Linked DNA regions of Homo sapiens: region 1 is linked to region 2. A link is a contact called in ENCODE Hi-C or POLR2A ChIA-PET data. All regions are on one chromosome and are shown on one strand. The core of a region is the stretch at or near the end of the contact, and the rest is flanking DNA. Distances in the headings are between cores, read along the strand shown. Region 1 overlaps SLC38A1 (solute carrier family 38 member 1). Region 2 overlaps SLC38A4-AS1 (SLC38A4 antisense RNA 1).

The links. Hi-C counts contacts between places; a loop is a spot of excess contacts on that map. ChIA-PET counts read pairs that join two places held with the same protein, here RNA polymerase II (POLR2A). Pooled maps may share reads with other maps.
Region 1: a loop to region 2 is called in a pooled map, with 2.1 times the contacts of the local background. The contact joins two enhancer-like sites. A Hi-C loop is called at or near these places in 1 of 50 pooled maps. POLR2A ChIA-PET finds 5 or more read pairs at or near these places in 3 of 52 experiments (GM12878, activated CD4-positive, alpha-beta T cell and activated naive CD4-positive, alpha-beta T cell).

Annotation. Positions count from the first base shown.
Region 1 is chr12:46,217,172-46,219,989 of GRCh38, reverse strand. The region is part of intron 5 of SLC38A1 (solute carrier family 38 member 1); the gene reads left to right. Among named protein-coding and RNA genes, the nearest start is that of SLC38A1, 50 kb to the left of the region's middle. RefSeq lists a silencer at 6-65. Within about 2 kb of position 1,434, at least 15 of the 41 ENCODE cell types and tissues checked have a DNase peak (open chromatin) inside an H3K27ac peak, as active enhancers do.
Region 2 is chr12:46,401,771-46,404,537 of GRCh38, reverse strand. All of the region lies in intron 2 of SLC38A4-AS1 (SLC38A4 antisense RNA 1), which reads right to left. Among named protein-coding and RNA genes, the nearest start is that of SLC38A4-AS1, 19 kb to the right of the region's middle. Within about 2 kb of position 1,462, at least 7 of the 41 ENCODE cell types and tissues checked have a DNase peak (open chromatin) inside an H3K27ac peak, as active enhancers do.

The DNA.
Region 1 (2,818 bases), core at 185-2,684, 180 kb after region 2:
GCCCCAGAAAGGTAGGGGTGTGTGTGCGTGTGTGTGTGCGCGCACATGCGCTAGAGTGTATACCCTGAGTTCACTCAGTCCTATTTATGCTGAGTTGCCTCAGGTGCCTTGGTCCTATCCAAGGACAGCAGTGTGATCTCTGTTTTGGTACAGTGTATTTTTCTTAGCCTGCAACAGACAACTTAACTATACTGGCTATGGTTTTACAGCATTATTTACCTCCATGATTGGTAGAATGCCTTCTCTGCTCACTCATCTGGTTTACAGTAGGCCAGGTTGGAGTTATCACAGTAGAGCAGGTTAAGTGTGGTGCAGAGAGTTGGATTTTCAAGGTTAGCTTGAACTTTTATTACTCACAGAGTGGTAGTTGGTTTAATTAGAAAACTACTCCTTTGTGGGCCAGTTAGTTTTGCTTTGTTCTCTGGCCACAGACTTTACCTTATGTCAGGCACATGATTTCAAAGATCTGCATCTATATCAGGGGTCAGCAAGGGACAGCCTGCAGACCAAAGCCACCCGCAGCCTCCTTTTGTGTGGCTGGCTAGGTAAGATTGACTTTTAATTTTATAAAGGACTTTAAAAAAGAAAAGATAGTTGTAAAGTGTACATTGTTCCATGAGATCTTTATAACAACCCTGTTAATTACCCCCATTTTATAGATAAAGAAACTGAAACTGCCTTTGCAAAATTATAACCAAGGAAATTATGACAGTGAAAGAAATCAGACCTAACCAACTCTATCTTGCTTCTAACCCTTAAGCTGTCCTTGTTCATTCCTGGGCATAGGCCGAACTAACTTTGGGAAGGAATTCAGTTCATGGTTTGACTGAAACAAAATTGGTAACAGCCCTTTTCCAAAAAGACCCCCTTCTTGCCTGGGGTCCAGTCTGCCTTTGCAGGACTAACAAATTAACTACACGATTAGAAATTACAGTTTAGGGGTCATGCAGCCTCTGGCTCCAAGAGTCTGAACCTCCCCAAATTGCTCCTCGGGGTAACATCATTATTGTAAAACCTAAGATCAGTGCTTGAGATATTTTGCAGAGCTGTACTCCATGTATCAGCTGACACCACCCAGACTGGTAATCTCGCCCAACCAGTTCTGCCATTGCACCCAGGAACAGAAGACAGCAAGAAAATCTTACTTCACCCCCCTATGATTTCATATCCAACTTAACCAATCATCACTCCCCACTTCCCAAGCCCCTAGCTGCCAAATTATCTTTAAGAACTCTGATCCCCGAATGCTCTGGGAGACTGATTTGAGTAATAATAAAACTCCGGTCTCCCACACAGCTGACTCTGCATGACTTACTCTTTCTCCATTGCAATTCCCCTGTCTCAATAAAGTGGTTCTGTCTAGGCAGCAGGCAAGGTGAACCCATTGGGCGACTACAAAACTAAAATTAACGGAGGCTAAGCAACTTGCCCAAGATGACTGACATCTGTGGGGAGGAGAGCAACAAGTCCATTGGGTGCTCCTCTTAAACCGCCTATTTCTCCTTAAATGTGTCTTGTTACCACAAAAACAGAATGGGAAAATATGAATGAAGCCCCCAATCCACCTTTCTACCGGAACAAAAGTCCCAAATACCCACCGAGAACAGCATATTCCTTTACTTCAACAGTCACATGGGATTTTTCTGTCACTCAAGAGTTAACATCTTTAGAATATGATAAAGAGTAGGGATCTAGGTTTGAGGAGAAGGGAAACGACTTGTCCTTGTGGAGTGGGAAAAGAGGAACGAGGACACATCAAGAGTGTCAAGAGTTATAAATGGAGTGCCCACAAAACCCACAGCCCTCTACCCACTATAGGTTAAAAACAGGAAGTGGTAGTGGTACATGGCGCTCTTTCTCACTGGTACAACATCCTCATTTAAGCTCAGACCTCCCTTTAACTTTTTTACAAAGAACCAACTAAACTAAAATTCTATTTTTACTGGGATACTTCTTTTAGATTCCTCTTTCTTTTGAGGATTATATTAGATACTATTTGAATTGGCCATCAGCAATGCATATTTATTTTTCTAGACAAAACAAAATACCTAACTGACAGTGAGGCTAGTTTAAGAAAAGCTTTGCACCACAGAGCTTAGATTTACCTACAAGGAAAGAAATGGAAAGAACGGTACAAATAATTGCTCTCCACCTGTTTCCTGCCTGGCCTTTTAAAACCACCCGTTTAATTCCCTAATCTAATTTGTAAGCATTATACATGATCACATGCTACAAGGTCACCGTGTGCTGGTCTTCTGACCCTCAGAATTTTGAAATTTGATCAGAATTTAGTGACTAAGAAGTCCACTTTAGGACTGAATAATTATGTTTCTACTCCTTTCTGTAAGTATTTTGTGAGCTCCTTAATCAAACAGGGATTCTATTAATGAGCTTAAGACTTAAACAAATGCAACTCTCCCCTAAAAAGGGGTTAAAATAATAATACTGTCACTTGAAAAGTTCTTTATATTTTTATTGTAAAACTAAGATAACCATTAAACCATTTTGAAAATGCATAAAATAAATGAAATAAAGTATAAAGAAAACACGCAAAGTCTCTCTGTTCGGAGTGTTCAGGCTCACCTTAGACAAGCTCCATTAACATTTCAATGTATTTCATTCTAAGATTTTTGTTTGGTCTTATTTTTTACAGTGTTATTCCACTCTGGATGTTTGACTTTGATAGACAATGCAACGTGATGGGTAGGGACTTTGGAGTCATACTACCAGGGTTTGAGTGCTCTGACACTAGCTGTGTGACCTTAGACAAAATACTTAACCTCCTTGTTACCTTATTTACCTTATCTGTAAAATAAGG
Region 2 (2,767 bases), core at 213-2,712:
TCATGGAGAGAAGAATTGCCTAGCAGAGCCTAGCCAACCCATAGAATCAAAATAAGTCATTGTTTTTTAAACCAGTATGTTTTGGAAGTAGTCCATACAGCAACAGATAGCTGATGTGATGCCTTTCTTTAAAACATTTTTTTAAACTTAAGTCAGTGTTAAAAAAATTTTTTCTCACTTCCATAAATAGAAAATTACTATCACTTTCCATAAAACTAACCACAATGAAAGAAGAAACAAAGTAATGTTATTTACTTCTAGCCATACTCCTGCCTACAAAAGTCTCTGTGTTCCTTCCAAAGGAATATCCCCAAATGTCAGAGAGATATTAAAGATACACCAGAACTAAATGAGGACTGCCTCCTTGGTGTGAGTTAAGCTAAAAGGAAATGGAATGAAAATAACATGCTCAACTTTGAAATTTGATAGTATTTAATGCTGTCTATCACCAAAAACCATTATCTTGTAAAATAATACAGGTGGTAAGCAACTACTGCAAAAATTGTGAGGGTGTTACTCAAATGACTGATATTTGGAAGATGCTGCATTAACCTAACACCTGAACACTGAGGTAGGTAGGCAAGTGAGTGGTCAGCATTTTTACTACCTTCTATGCATCAGGCACAATGCAAAACAGAAAGGGGTGTGGATAAAATATACAACATAATGTACTGCTGTGCTAGAAGTGCTTGTACTCTAGTGGAGGAGACAGGAGTATAAATAGTTGTAACACATTAACCATGGTAAATGTAACTATAAAAGATTTAAAATACAAAGCCCATGGACTCAGACATTGTCAAGGACATAAAATCCCTGACATTTTGTGCAAATGTTTGAGGATATATGGATATTCTGGGCCCATTACTTTCATTAGATTCTCAAAGTTCATTGGAACACATTCTGTAACATAGGAGACACCAGAATAATTATTGCATGGTATTGTTGGTTCTTGGTTCTTGCCTGGGCGTTCTTCTTTAGTTTGTCATTTTGGAATCATAACTGTGGCCTCCTCTTTGTTCTTTATGATTTTATACTTTTCTCACATAGCTGTATGAAAGTTATCTTTAATTCCCTGATGACCAAACTCCCCTAAAGGTCTCTACCACATTTTAAGCTCTTTGAAGCTAGAGACATACCATACAGCTTCCTGCCTTCTACTATAAACAAACATCTGTTAAATGAAGAATAAACCTTGTAGAACTCCTGCAGGAAGTTTTCCTGCTGTCTAGGACTGATTAAAAATGTTTTCCATTGCTCAGACTATGAACACTGAAAGTGTTTCTAATCTGAAATGTGTACATAATAAAATATTTGGAAAAAGGCACCAAGTTCTTCCTGCAATGTGTTATGTGTGTATATTCACAAACGTCTGTCTGGACTGGCATTTTATGTCTAGGCCTGTTTAGGTCAGTGCTGAATACTTTAAATGGTGTGGGGACTGTGTTTATTTACATACTGCATAAAGCAGCCATTGCAATGTTATTCACACATGGGGCCTCTGGGCTTCTCCCGAGCATGAAAGTGCTGCTGTTGACATTTATGCTTTTCTCAGTATTTCTTCTTTTATCCTATTCTTCCAACATAGCAATTTTGTCTTCCTCTGGAACTGAAATTCGGTGAAAAATATAGGCCTCTAAAATGTTAGTACTTTCATCCTTATTTTTTTCAAATTTTTTAGCTATGCTGTGAACTAAATGAGCTGAAGCCTCCACTATTCAAAGTTCTTCAAGGTTTGACATTTAAATTTATTCTAAAATAGTTTTTGCATGAAAAACCAAGAAAGGGAGGATTGTGGTTTTTACCTTGGCATGGAATTTTATGAGTGGGATAGAAACAGAGTAGTGGTGTTGAAGCTGTCTGCAGGATTTACTGGCACTGATTGGGAACAGGAGCGGCCCAGTCTCCAAACAAGCCCATAATTCATATGACTAATTCTAGCTTTTGCCTTAAGCCTCCACCCCAGCCCCCACCCCGCCACACACACAATCAGCATATATGGAAATGTTAATAAAGTCATCATCTTATTCTCTTCAAAATGACTGATTCTTATCACACCCATGCCTCAGCATTTCCAGGTGGGAAGGGGGCCTTCAGGACAAGAGGTTGCAAAGGGAAGCAAATTCAAGTGAGAAACCCTGCAAAACTTTCTGGGAGGTGACAGAATTAAACATCTCTCATTCCGAGACGTGTTCTAGTAGGCATGCTTCTGAGCCATAAGAGCATCCATATTATGGCTTTGAAAATATTTTATATACACATTCTCAAACACTCTAAAACTTTATTTTTTCTAAATTCTTTTTAACCTCTTCTGTTTTTAAGGCAAGTTTAAGATTCATCGAAATATATTCTTTGGTTAAGTGATTCCTATTTCAATATGTGAAACACCATTTTCATCCATCTATATACCTCTGAACCTTTTTAATAATGCCTCATTATAATTAAGAGTTCAGACTGGTTAGCCATAACATGACAATCATCTACAGAGACTTAATACACTATGTATGTATAACAGAAAACACCTACTACTTGGAGTGTACAGCTCACCTAATATAAAGTAGCAGATTTTAAGGGGAATGCATTTTACAGTGACTGCCAGATGCATGCCAAAGCCCCGCCTCCAGCGGCCCAAATAATCATTGCAATGACAGCCCTGGGAACAGCAGGGAGAGTTGTTTTCAGGCTAAACCCTCACAATTTTTCTCTTACAGCTCCTTCCAAAAGGGAACAAAGCAGCTCTGCGTGTGTGTGTGGGTGTGTGTGTGTGTGT